Regions from separate parts of the Homo sapiens genome. Here region 2 is linked to region 1. Evidence: read pairs that join two places in POLR2A ChIA-PET (ENCODE). Cell type or tissue: Panc1. All regions are shown on one strand. Each heading gives the region's core, and the rest is flanking DNA. Links, peaks and the distances in the headings are about the cores only. Region 1 overlaps ROR1 (receptor tyrosine kinase like orphan receptor 1). Region 2 overlaps DOCK7-DT (DOCK7 divergent transcript).

Region 1 (7,160 bases), core at 1,480-3,979:
AGTTGCTTTTAGATCATAGCCCCTTGTGGGGGTGGGGGTCACTTACCTTTAAATACATGTCCCTGCATTGATTTTGCTCACTGTAAACACCCTTCTTATCAGCAGCCACCCCAATTCTGTCTCCTTTAACTGTTTACAGCCTTTTAGAGTTGTTTAAAAAAGGTATTGCCTATTCCATTGTAGCAGGAGGAGCCACAGACAAAACTCCTCAGACACCCAGTGAGCAATTCCTGTCCCTTTTAAGGGCTCACAACTCTAAGGGGGTCCACGTGAGAGGGTCATGATGGGTACATGACTGGGGGCTGCATGCACTGGTAATCAGAACGAAACAGAACAGGATAGGGATTTTTACACTGTCTTTCCATACAATGTCTGGAATCTATAGATAACATAACCAGTTATGTCAGGGGTCGATCTTTAAGTACCAGGCTTAGGTCAGGCAGGCCCAGGCCTGGTTTCGGGTCTGGTTCCTTGGTTTCAGGTCTGGTTCCTAGGTGCCGGGCTACCTGCCTTTAATTTCGCTTCTCTTTCCTTTTCTGAGTATAAAACAATATAAAACAATATGAGAGGGTCTGTCTCTCTTCTCTCACCATACTCTTTAGTAATGAGCTCAAATCTGTTATTATTGTCTTATTTGTTGTTTTATAAATCCCTTTCCATTTTGTGAATGTTTGATCTTTTCTCTGGGGTCAAGACTTCTGGTAGAACTCACGTTTACTTTCTCCTCTTGGACTCAAGATTCCTAAGGTAGCCCAGCCAGTGGCTCAGGAAATCAGCTTAAGCGGAGATATGTTTCATGTATTTATTTAAAAAGATACAAAACATTTCTCCCATCATTTTTCTATTTTGTTAGCCAGGAGAAGAAAACCTTTAAATTTATTTTTTCTGGTCTGTCCATTGTTGATTTCTCATCTACCCCCTCCCTATGCAAAGCTCAACTTCTTTAGGAACCTGAAGCTTACCTTATAACTGCACCCAAGCCCAGGGCTTTAGGAACCTACCTGGCCTTTCTCAAAATCTTATAGATTCTGTGGTTTGGCTGCTGGGAGCCAGAGGGAGGTGGCTTGCTACTGTGTTTGCTATCATTTTGTAAACCTTCCGTTGCCATTTAAATAGGTATTTGTCTGTACTTTTAGAATAGAAGTGTCTTGAAGGCAATAAGACTGTGAGCTTTTCTGGTGAAAACACTGAGAGCCCAAGTCCACTAGTCCCAACTTTATTAGAGATGCCTGAAAATCCTCCCTGGCTGGCTAGGGGGAGCCGAACCAAGGTGGGATGGGCAAAGGGTGTGGTCAAATTGTCTCCTTCAGTTTTGGAAATATTTAATTTCCAATATAGATTCAGTATACATGGTAGGCTGTTTTGCTTCTCTGATGCCTGGGATAATCTGCCTGATATTTAGTGAGGGGTCAGCTTTGCCCTATAGCACCCTTTCTCTTCTGTATCTTGAGCATAGGCCCCCAGTTAGACTTTTGGAAAGTTTCTGAAAGTGTCACTTGCTCTGAAATTAGTATCAGGTTTGGCTGGTGGTTTGATGGTGAACATCTACCCCATTTCAAATATTTCTGAAAATTTTACACAGCATCCTATGGAGAATGGAACACTTTGTAAGCTATATGTACTTTGATGTAAATGTATATGTACAGATAGCATATGTATATACACACATATATAGTAAGTGGTCCATAGATATTTGTTGAATGAATGGAGAATAACTTTTTCGGTTGTATGCAAAATTCTGATATATGCTTTGCTTAGTAAAAATGCAACATGGCATATTTTCAAGGATTTTTCCTTTTCTTGTCCCATCTTCTAGTATGAAAGAAGTGTAGTGTAGCAGAACTTGACAGTAAAGCTAAATGGTTACAAGCACAGGCTTTGGCATTTAACAGACCTGGATTTGAATCTTTTCTCTGTTGTATAGTGGGTGTGTCAGTTTTCCTGAGCCTTTCAAGAGTGTTATGAGATTGAAGTGAGGTCATGCATGTAAAGTACTGGAGAACAGCACCCAGCCAAGAGGTGAGTGCGTGAAATTAATTTGGGGTACATGAAATTAAGGATATGTGAACTTCCAGAAATAATATACACAATTTTATATGCATTTTTACGGTTCTGTATTTATAGCTATAGCTATAATCTTATTTTCCAAGAAAAGTGTCAACCTCTGAACGATAGGAACTGCTGACTTGGAGTGTTTGATGCCTGAGGCAATGGGTTGTCTTCCTGGGGAGGCTGAAAGGAGTTGAGTGTTGGTGGCTAGTTCTAGGCCTTATCCCAGGTTAACACACTCCATGGAGGCCCCACTTCTCACCTCCCAGTTTCCCTTCCACCAGGCAGGCTGTTAATTGGGCCTGAGAGAAGCTGAAGAATGGTGCCAAGTCCTTGTGACCTCAAGTAAGAAAATATGTCTCTGAATCCAAGCATTCTGAGATGCAATTTGTACAGTTTATTTAACAAACACTTATCTAATCCTTACAATGGGCCAATCACTCTTCTAAGCCTTTTGCAAGTATTAACTCACTGAATCCTCACAACAACCCTATAAGGGAGATAGCATAATTAGCTCATTTTACTGATGGGTAAACTTAGGCACAGAGAGGTTAAGTTACTTTCTTTAGGTTACACTGCTAAAAAGTGGCATTACTGGGCTTACAAGCCCTAACAGTTCATGCTCTTACCTTAGTGGCTGTCCTAGACATTCTTTCCTTGTTTAATTCTTACAATTTATATTCTTTTAATGTATGGAACAAAGGTGGTATTTCCCAAGGTTTTCCAACAGCAGCAAAGGGAAGCTTGCTTAGCTGTAATCTAGAGGTTATAAGAAATTATTGGAGACAGCCAATTTCAATTTCCCTTCGAGTGCTGGAGTTCCCTAAGACGGTCTTGCTGAAACTCAGAGATAGACTGGAAGCACCTTGTTGGATGGCCTGGATCTCTGGTTCTGGAAGAATTACATTTTTGTAATGAGCTTCAACTTTGATGTGGTTTGAGAAGTGTGCTCGCCAGTTTTTTCCAACTATCAATAAGCTATATTTTGATGAAGTGACTTTGTATTTGCATCTTGGTGGACAACTGTGGTTGTAGGCTGAGAAGGCGGGGATTTATTAGAGTGCTGTCTAGTGGGACAGCTGGCTTGCCAGCTCAAGGTCCCAGTGAGGACCAGACCCTGGCAAATCCAGCTCCAGCTGAGAAACACTCACGTCTTCAAGGCCTCTTTCTCAAACAGAAGGGCCTTAGCCTGGCTTCACCCATTCCCTGGGGTGTGACGGGAGAGACTGTTCGGTAGAAACTGGAAGAGAAAGGAGAGTCTGAGAAAGTTCTCTGGAGTTGAAGGGGGAGGGGATGGGGGCAACTCTTCGAAAATCCTTAACTAAATGCAGCTGCTTGTTACACGGAGACTGACTTGCATGCCAGGAATATCTAAAAAGCTAACGAATACAAAATAAAAATAAACAGCAGTAAAAAGGCTCTCTCTTTGTTGCAGTAAGCTCAGTTGGGGTTTTCAGTTTGTTTAGGAATGGGATAATTGTGGCATCCACTTTATTTTGGTAAGGCAGTGAAACGTGGATTAATGTTATGTGATTGGGATGCTACCACCATCTGAACTTTTTCCTTCATCCCCTGCCCCCAGCCACACCCCCCAGAACACCCAGGCATGGACATCCATAGGACCTGAGTCTCAAACAGTTGCCCCTGAGTGAATTACATTGGAAGAGGGCAGATAATTTAATGGGATAATCTTGGCAGGGCCAGCAAATTTCACACCTCATCTCTCACTAATAGAAAGGCAGCAGAAGGCTACAACATCCTCAGATGAAAAGGTTGTATAAAAAGGCTCTGCTTAACAGTAACTGTCTGTCCATAAATAAGGTTTTGTACAGTCTTGATCCAAAAGCTGTTATGAAATACTGATAAGCCAAGCCTCATAATGTTTGGCCTCCTTACATTTCCTTTTCCTGCTTCTCTCCATAGAACCATAGATTTTTTTTTTTTTAAGAGAGAGAGGGGGACTAAAAAAAAGATCAACAGTCCAAACTTTATTTTTTTCAAGTATTTCTATACAGGATGGACTTCCTTTGATAGCTGCTTAAAGAGGTGGCGTGGAGTAATGGAAATAGAATGGGATTTGAGCCTGATAGGGAATGGGGGTTTGAATTGGGGCTTTGTTGCCTTCTTGGGCAAAGTTACCTAAACTTTTGAGCCTCTGTTTTCTTATCTGTAAAATGGGAATAACAATAATATGTGGCTTACTGGGGGGTTTTGTGAGAATAAAAGGATGTTATGAACTTATAGCGCCTAACACAGCACCATGGACTTAGTGAACGTGAAGTATGTTAGCCACCATCATTATCAAGGGCTTACTGAAGAAATTTGAAAATCTGGCTTCAAAACGATGGTCCTGCTGCAAGGTAGCAACCAAGGCTCAGAGAATAGCAAGTTTTACAAGGTTTTAGGACTCCAGAGTGTTTTGTTTTATAGGGAGCATGCAGATGCTCTAGATCTGAGCAGTACCCAGGCCAGTGCTGGGGACCTGGATGGAAGGGATTCCACAGTGCAGTTTTGCAATGCCTTAAAACAAAGGCTTTTTTCAGAACAGCAAGCTCTTTGGGGAAGAGCAACCCCTCCCAGGTGCTTAGTGTAATTCCAGAATCCTACAATGGGGAATGTTACATTTCAGGGACCTCCACTTGTAATCTGACCGTTTTTAGCTCCAATATCCAAATAATCTTGCTGAGCACAACTTGAAAGAGAAGGATAATGGCCGGAGGAAAGGATCCTGAGGTGCTCTGTTTGCCATTTAAATTTTCTGAGTAGAAGAAAAAAAGTTCATGTTACCCAAAGAGAGAAGAGTAATGAAGCGTGTGGGAAGCAGGAGGGGTGATAAAGAGGACTTCTAAAGACAAAGCAGAGGTTGGGTTTGATATTTTATTTTTCAACAGTGAAGCTTGTCACTCAGTGTATTTCAACTAACATTTATTATATATTTATCACATGAAAGATACAGTATTCGTGTCCAGGAATAAAGTATTAACTTTGCCCTCAAGGAGAGAGGAGAAAAATTCTCACTTTTTTGAGCACCTGCTATATGCCAGGTATCATTTTTTTAAAGCTATTAAATTTATGCTTCTCAGCACTCCTTGGAGTTTGGACTTCTGATCCTATTTTACAGATAAGAAAATCGAGGCTCAGGAAGGTAAGTATCTCAGCCAAATTCGTACAATGATTAAGTTGGGATTTGGGATTTGAATCTAGGTATTTTGACTCTCAGATGTATGCTCTTTTTGTTATCCTTAAAGTGTGATTGGGGAGACACCAATGAGCAGATGTGGTACCACAGGCAACTATCTCTCCCACAAGTGAATTATAGGAAAGAGTTGTGGAAAAAATGCTGTGGGAACATGGGGAAGAATACATTAATTCTCAGGGGATTAGAGGGTCAGAGGAAGAACATGAGTGCCTCCTTCATAGGCTTATTGTGAAGAGTCAATGAAATAATTCATGGAACACACTCAGACTGTGCATAGTGAGCGCTCAGTGAGTGTTCTGCTATAGTTATGTAGCCAGTGAGAGGCCTGATCAGGATTTATCTGCCTCTAAAACCCATGTACTCTTGCTCCCCTGTGCACTTTTTAAACAGACATGTGATTGTTGGAAGAGTAAGTAACTGTGCAGTCACCAAATGAAAGGGAAGACACCAATACAGTTGCTCTGGTATATTCACCACCTGCCCTAATCCTGGCTTTTAGGACTGGACTGCTTTGGGTATGGGAGGGGATTTGGATAGATGTGGGGTTGGAAAGAATCAAGATGTCTCATCATGAACTATAGCGCTCCTAGAACTCTGGCCAGGATTTACCACCTGCCCTCATTCATTCATTGATCATACATTTTCTATGCACTTACAGTGAACCAAATATTCTGATAGTCTCACTGGAGATGTAAAGATGAATAAGGTTAGATCATTGCCTTGGAGGGTTTTTCAAATGACAGATTTATGGCAGAGATTGCTAGCTGATCACCAAATATGTTTCCATCTCTTCCGGTCATATGACTAGACAACATTTCTCAGCTTTCTCACAGTTAAGTGAAGCCATGTGACTAAATACTAGCCAATTAAATGAAATTGGAGGTAATTTTTGTCGCTTGTAGGCTTGACCCATAAAAAACTCCCCAGGCAGAATCGGTATGATCCTTCTTCGGTGGCTTGACAACCTTAGAAGTCATGTGTTGAAAGTGTCACAACGTGGAAAGAGCCTGAGACTCTCCCTTAATCACTGTGTGGTGGAAGCCACACTTGTTTAGGTTTTATGTGAACCAAAAACAAGTGTCCATTGTTAAGGCTGAGATTTTGAGGTTTTTTTTTTTTGTTTTTTTTTTTGTTACAGCTGCTAATGTTACCTTAACTAACATGAGGTTGTAAATCAGTGTGTGGTGAGATCAATTTAGTGGGTTAGGACCAGCATTTTTAGATAGAATAAAATAGGAAACCTGGTTTGTGTCTGACCACTTCATGCAGACCTGGGGCTCCATCCAGTAAATTAAACCCCTTCCCAAATAATTTATGGCACACATAGGGTGCCTCTAGCACTGTAGAGAATCTAGAAGAATGAAGGGTGGCCTTTACCCTTGGGGAGTTTACCTTTTAGGGGCAGTAAAATAGGCACTTTATACAGCCAGTGAGTACAGAGTTGGCAATTATATATGCAGAATCCCTAGAAGGGTGGGTCTTTCGGGAGGAAGTGTGATATGATGTGAGCCTTGAAGGAAGGATTGAGAGGGTGCGGGATTGAAGGATGGGAGATGGGAAGAGGAGTTGGACATTTCACTGCTGGAAAAGGGCTGGAGTTCCACAGCAGCCTGCAGCTGCTCTGGGGGTCTCCATGGACTCGCTGAGACTATCCTGAGTTCTTAAACCAGGCCTTCACTGTGGAATGAAGCTGATCTCCAGGGGATGGGAGAGTGAAGAAAAGAAAGACAGCGTTGAATGAAGCCTGTTGTGTTTTTAGCATATGAAGGGTGGAGGAGGAGAGAGAAGGAAGCAGTTTCACTGGGAGCCTGAAGACTTGTCTTTCTTCCCAAAGGGTGTCCCAGGGAGTTAAAAATGTTGTGCATTTCAGGGCTGCTTGTCAAAGGTATATGATGGTGTCTTATTGTCTCTA
Region 2 (7,160 bases), core at 2,522-5,021, 1.1 Mb before region 1:
TGGGAGTGACCTGATTTTCCAGGTGCCGGCTGTCACCCCCTTCTTTGACTAGGAAAGGGAATTCCCTGACCCCTTGTGCTTCCCAGGTGAGGCGATGCCTTGCCCTGCTTTGGCTCACACACAGTGCGGTACACCCACAAAAGTTCATTTTATTTGGCATGTTTTTTCAAAGTTTTTCTTTTAAGAGGTGGGGTCTTGCTGTGTTGCCCAGACAGGAGTCCATTGGCTATTCACAGGTAATCATAGCACACTGCAGCCTAGAACCCCCGGGCTCAAGAGATTCTCCTGCCTCAGCCTCCCGAGTAGCTAGGACTATGGGCATGTGCCACCATGCCTAGCCAGAGTTTGTTTTTGTTTGTTTGTTTGTTTTTTGAGACAGAGTCTTGGTCTTGTCACCCAGGCTGGAGGGCAATGGCACGATCTCAGCTCACTGCAACCTCCGCCTTCTGGGTTCAAGCAAATCTCCTGCCTCAGCCTCCTGAGTAGCTGGGATTACAGATGTGTGCCACTATGCTGGCTAATTTTTGTATTTTTAGTAGAAACAGGGTTTCACCATGTTGGCCAGGCTGGTCTCGAACTCCTGACCTCGTGATCTGCCTGCCTCGGCCTCCCAAAGTGCTGGGATTACAGGCCTGAGCCACCACGCTAGGTCCAAAGTATTTTTTAATACAAGAGTCACCTAGCCAGTCCTTTAAGGTTGTCAGCTCTGTAAGTTTGCATACTTTTACTATATTATGTACTTATAAATCATATATCTGGAAGGAACCTGGGAGCTTATCTGATTCAATTCAAGCAGTGTGAAATGGTTTCAACTAAAACCACCCAGGAAGTGGCCAAACCAGGCACAAAACTATGGTCTCTGTATTCTATTCAAGTACTATTGTCATAACTACATGGAATCCATTCATCATTGACTTACTCACTGAATACAATGTTGTTGTTGTTGTTGTTGTTGTTGTTGTTGTTGTTGTTGTTGTTGTGGTTTTTGATACAGGGTCTTGCTCTGTCACCCAGGCTGGAGTGCAGTGGCACGATCTCGGCACACTGCAGCCTTTACCCCCTGGGCTCAAGTGATCCTCCCACCTCACCCTCCCCAATAGCTGGGACTACAGGCATGCACCACCATGCCCAACTAATTTTTTTATTTTTAGTATAGATGGGGTTTTACCATGTTACCCAGGCTGATCTCAAACTCCTAGCCTCAAGCAGTTCACCCACCTCAGCCTCCCAAAATGCTGAGATTATAGGCATGAGCCACAATGTCCAGCCGTGAGAAAAAAAATTTTGTTTCGGAGTCTTGCTCTGTCGCCCAGGCTGGAGTGCAGTGGCCTGATCTCGGCTCACTGCAAGCTCCGCCTCCCGGGTTCATGCCATTCTGCCTCAGCCTCCCGAGCAGCTGGGACTACAGGCGCCCACCACCACACCCGGCTAACTTTTTTGTGTTGTATTTTTAGTAGAGACAGGGTTTCACCATGTTAGCCAGGATGGTCTCGATCTCCTGACCTTGTGATCTGCCTGCCTCAGCCTCCCAAAGTGCTGGGATTACAGGTGTGAGCCACTGCGCCCAGCCTTTTTTTTTTTTTCCTGACAGAGTCTTACTCTGTCACCCAGGATGGAGGGCAGTGGCATGGTCTCGGCTCACTGCAACCTCCGCCTCCCCGGGTTCAAGCGATTCTCCTGCCTCAGTAGCTAGGATTACAGGCGCCCACCACCACACCTGGCTAATTTTTGTATTTTTAGTAGAGATAGGGTTTAACCACGTTGACCAGACTGATCTCAAACTCCTGACCTCAGGTGATCCACCCACCTCGCCCTCCCAAAGTGTTGGGATTACAGGTGTGAGCCACTCTGCCCAGCCGAGTAAATATTTTTTAAGTGCTACTGTATGCCAGGGTTTGTGCTAGGGCCTGGTGACAGACCTGTGAATGAGAAAATAGGTATTGCTATCCAGGAAGTAACAATCGATAGGGAAGGGGGCTGGGGAGGGAAGTAGACAAGTAAACCAGCAATTCTTTGATAAACATATGCACAGAATACTTTGGGAGTACATAAGAGGATACTGTAACTGATTCTTGGGTGGTCAAGAAGAACTTCCAAAAAGAGATGCCCTGAATCCTAACAAGTAGAAACACCTAACCAGGGAAACTAGTAGGGGTAGGGAATGGACATTCTGCGCAGAGCAAACTGCATTTCCAGATGCACAGATGCACTGAAGTACAAGAACTTGGCTTGTTCTGTGAAACTGCAAATGTTCTGCATGGTTGGAGCTTGGAATACAAGGTAGGGAGCGATTACAAGTAAGATTAGAGAGATAAGGCAGAGGCCAGTTTATGAAGGGTTTGGCATGCCGGGCTAAGGAATATAAAGTACACACTGAAGGAAATGGCATGGGAAGTGGAGGGTGGCAGGGAATAATATAATCACATTTGAATTTGACAATGATTAATCTGAATTTAAGGAAGAAAATGGGTTGAAGCAAAGTTAAAGTCAGGGCAGGAAGACTGATTAGAAGGCTGTTGCATTAAACTAAGAGTATTAATCTATAGATTTTGTTACTGTAACAGAAACTCAAATAACAGTGGTTTGCACAAGATAAAACTTCTTTCCTCACCTAACAGGCTGAGCATAAGCAATCCAGGGCTGGTGTAGCAGTTCAAGTGAGCCACTATGCCCAGCCCCCATTCGCCAGAATTTAGACACATGAACATTGCACAGCTGCAAGGATAGCTAGGAAATGTAGGTTTTATTTTGTCAGGCCATGTGCCCAGTTTAAAAACAGGGATTTATTACCGTAGACAAAGGGCAGGATGAACTTTAGGACCACTAGCAAGCTTCTATCATACTAACTAAGAAAAGAAAAAGACCTAAACTGAAGTAGTGGCGGTGACTTGGGCCAGTTTGAGAAGTAATTGGGAAGTTGAGTTGATAGGACTTGGCTATGGATTAGAAATGACAGGTGAGGGCCGAGATGGTGCCAAACATGATACCCAGGTTTCTGACTTGGGCACCTGGAGGGATAATGGCGAATAACATTTACTGAGCAAGAGCACAGAAGAGGGAGAAGAGATTCAGGGAATAAGTGAAGAATATAATTCAGTTTTGCACAAGCTGAGTTTAAAGTGTATGTAAGACAGGCCGGGCATGGTGGCTCACTCCTGTAATCCCAGCACTCTTTGAGGCCGAGATGGGTGGATCACTTGAGGTCAAGAGTTTGATACCAGCCTGGCCAATGTGGTGAAACCCCATCTCTACTAAAAATACAAAAATTAGCTGGGTGTAGTGGCTCATGCCTGTAATTCCAGCTACTCAGGAGGCTGAGGCAGGAGAATTGCTTGAACCTGGGAGGCAGAGGTTGCAGTGAGCCAAGATCACACCACTGCACTCCAGTCTGAGCAACAGAGGAAGACTCCGTCTCAAAAACAAAAATAAATAAAATGAAGTGTATGCAAGGCATTCAGACAGAAATGTCCAGTAGACTGACTTTGGAATCATCAGCATGTACAGAGTGTAAGAACAGATGTTACTTAAGGTATGAGAGAAGACACAATGGGTCAACTGAGAAAAAGAAGAAAAGGCTGAGGAGAGAAACCAGATTTTTAAAGACAAAAGTGGAGAAGGAATCCCAAGGACAGGTAGAAAGGACAAGGGAAGTAGGAAAATGTGGCGATGTGTCATAGAAGCCAAGGGAAGAGAGCTTTTCAAGAAGAGGGAACAATAAAACTTAATTCAGTCCTGGGCGTGGTGGCTCACACCTGTAATCCCAGCAGTTTGGGAGGCCTAGGTGGGTGGATCACCTGAAGTCAGGAGTTTGAGACCAGCCTGCCCAACATGGTGAAACTCCATCTCTACTAAAAATAAAAAAATTAGCTGGGCGTGCTGGCAGGCGACTGTCGTCCAAGCTACTCGGAGGCTGAGGCGGGAGAATCGCTTGAACGCAGGAGGTGGAGGTTGCAGTGAGCCGAGATCACGCCACTGTACCCCAGCCTGGGTGACACAGTGAGACTGTATCTCAAAAAAAAAAAAAAAAAGAAAAAGAAAAGAAAAATTGTTCAGGAGCACTGTGAAAGATATTCCCAGAAAAAAAAAAAGATGCAAAAGCTAGAGATTTCTATTGGTAGGATTATTTAGCCATTTGCTAGAGTCAGGGAACCTAAATGAGGGCAATAATGGCACCTATTTTATTGGTTGTTGAAAGGATAAGATTAAATAATTCAGGGACTTAACACATAGTAAGGCCTCAGTGACGATTAGCTATTTCTGCTGTTGCTTTTATGATTAGGATTGTTTAAAAATCTGTTTAATAACTACCTATACTTTACTTCCTATCCTCTGTCTCTTCCTCCTGCTGCTGCTTACTTTTTTTTTTTTTTTTTCCAGAGAGAAGATCTAGCTATGTTACCCAGGCTGGATTTGACCTCCTGGGCTCAAGGGATCCTCCTACCTCAGCCCCCCACACAGCAGGGACTACAGCTGCACACCACTACCCAGCTCCCTTCTTCATGTCTTACCTGTCCTTATTATCACAGTGAATAATGCCTAATCTATTAGTGAATAATGCCTAATCTATTAAGAGCTATGTGAAAAACCTAAACTCTTTCCATTTGCAACCCTTTTGGTATGGTCAAGTCAGTGGATCTGGCTATCATACAAACTCAAATCAACTACTACAAATTCAGATTGGCTAAGCAGATTCCAGCCATTTTAAAAGCTTGTCTCTGCTCTATCCTGTATCTTTCTGCATTTACATGTAACTTCACTGTGGGTGTCCTTACAGTATATATTTTTATGAGACATCAAACTTACTAAGAGTACTTTATAGCATAGTATTTAGGAACTTAGGGGTCAGAATTAAGACATTGTTACTATGTCACCTTGAGTATTTTGTTTAACTTCACAACCCTTCAGTTTCCTGATCAGTTAAATAATTATGATAATACAAGACATAGTAGCATCACAGGATTATTATGGGGCCTAAATAGATAATGTATATAAAGTATTTATCACAGTGCCTGGTACAGATGTTAGCTTCTGTTACTACTCTGATTCTAGCCTCCCTAATTCTCATTCTTTTTTGGGGGTTGCAGGGGAGTTCACTGTGCTGTTTGCTATATTTCAAGCCTCAAAAGACAATGAAGTTCCCAAATGCTCTTCAAGGCAGAACAAATATAAATAATGATTCTCACACCAAATGTGTGCAAAGTTCAAATATTGCATTAATGGTGCTTTTTATTGTGCAAATCATACGACTAACCCATCATGTCCTTTCTGTGTCAGGAAGAACATGGATGGGAATAGAAGGATCTTTGAAATCCTACCCTCTGTGTAAATCAGTATCTGTGAATTTTTCTCTTGTTAGTACTGATTTATTTACTCTTTCTGGTGTATCTGCTCTTTCCCTTAAAACCTTTATGATAAAAACATATTTGAATGCCCACTTTGTGCCTAGTATTTTGCTCCATTCTAGTAATTTAGCAGTAAATATGGCTGAGTAATGTAGACGATCACCATAGGCAGAGATGCATAAACTGAAAACTGAAGAATAGCTAGGAGTCGGCGAGGTGAAGCTAGATGCTGTGGCCTTAGATTCAGTTCTGTCTTCTCTGACCAATAAATTTGCTGTGTTCCATGAACAGCAGCTGTGGTCCATTCTCTTTTTGTGACTTTCGTGTGGCAAGTTACTTTACTTCTCTGAGCCTCAGTTTCTTTATCTATATAATAGAAATAAATAATATCTACCTCATTGAGTTAATTATAAGGATCAAATTAAATATGTATGCAGTAAAGCACTTTCTGTAGTGTTTGGCACATGGGAAGAGTTCAATAGGTAGAAGATATTATTAATAGTTTAAGGAAAGCAGTTGGTGAGTGATTTTTAGAAATGTTCATATTTCTAAATCAAACCTAAGAAATTAATGCTAAATATAGGCATAATGCTAAATATAGGCATAATTAGCTGGGCGTGCTGGCAGGCGCCTGTTGTCCAAGCTACTCGGGAGGCTGAGGCGGGAGAATCGCTTGAACCCAGGAGGTGGAGGTTGCAGTGAGCCGAGATCACGCCACTGCACCCCAGCCTGGGTGACACAGTGAGACTCTATCTCAAAAAAAAAAAAAAAAAAAAAATTGAGCCTCAAACTGAGGCTCAGGGAAGTAAAATAACTTGCCACAGGAAAGTCACAAAAAGAGAATGGACCACATTCATCATAGTGAAAACCTTGAAACAGTCTAAGTGTCCAACAAAATTATTCATTTTGAAGTATATAAAAAGCAATGTTTTATGGCATGCCTTTTGAAGCATTAAGATCATCTCTATAATAGTATCCCTCTTATTTATTTGCATTCTGACAGCAGTCTATCTTGAGTAGAAAAGGATAGAATTACAGCATGTGCCATGGATAGCACATAGAGAGGTGTCTCACAAGGTAATGTCATCTTGCGTCTTTTTAGGGAAAATTTGGGAACCTGGGAGCTGGTTGTTTTATTGCCTCGTGGTTTCATATTAACTCTTTTAAACTGTTCCGTAAAAGTGAATATGTGCCCTTTAGATATTTTTTTTTGTTACAGCTGGCCCTTAAGTTTTGTCAGTAGAGGGTGGTGATGGGGAGACTTTGCAGGAGGAAGTGAGTTTTCCTTCCTGGTCCATGTGCTCTCTCAGCAGGTCCTACAGCATTCCCAGCTTCTCTAGCACCTGGCTTCTGTATCCAGAAGTCATCAGCTTCCCCCGGAATTGTATGAAGCACTCTGGTGAAAATTTCCCAGCAACCCAGAGGGTGAATTTCTGGCAAGTTCTAGTGACCCCATTCCAGCAAGCTTCTTTCTACCTGTGCTGCACCACAGTGACTTATCTGCCATCCATTGAGCCACAGTGGTGCCGTCTCCAAGAAGGTCAAAATCTTAGCCATGTGGGATGGAGATGGGGTTATCCTTGGCATGCTCTCTCAGCCCTAGAAGTAGCTCTTCATATCTGCTATTTCTATATTTTAATTTCTATATTTTATTTCTATATTTTATTTCTATATTTTAATTCTCTTTACTTCTTTACTACTAGCTAATCCCATCTTACTCTCATCTCCTTCTTTATATCAAATTTATACTGAACTTGCCCTCCTCAAATTACTATGTAATTTTCTCTCTCCTAATTGGATCCAGACTGATTCATCACA

The links. Peaks named below come from ENCODE experiments on the same cell type or tissue, not always from the same donor. Only the 100,000 strongest peaks of a DNase experiment are listed, where the experiment ranks them.
Region 2: POLR2A ChIA-PET joins it to region 1 with 9 read pairs; 1 of 35 experiments calls an interaction of 5 or more read pairs at or near these places.

What each region holds. Positions count from the first base shown.
Region 1 is chr1:63,776,190-63,783,349 of GRCh38, forward strand. The region is part of intron 1 of ROR1 (receptor tyrosine kinase like orphan receptor 1); the gene reads left to right. Among named protein-coding and RNA genes, the nearest start is that of ROR1, 5.8 kb to the left of the region's middle. RefSeq lists a silencer at 3,089-3,383 and an enhancer at 4,361-4,916. In Panc1, for the core only: no CTCF peak of the experiment used is centred there; no DNase peak of the experiment used is centred there; H3K27ac peaks cover 2,202 bases.
Region 2 is chr1:62,705,261-62,712,420 of GRCh38, forward strand. DOCK7-DT (DOCK7 divergent transcript) reads left to right here. Exons shown (of 2, transcript NR_185999.1): 2 at 4,378-5,434. Among named protein-coding and RNA genes, the nearest start is that of DOCK7-DT, 20 kb to the left of the region's middle. In Panc1, for the core only: no CTCF peak of the experiment used is centred there; no DNase peak of the experiment used is centred there; H3K27ac peaks cover 563 bases.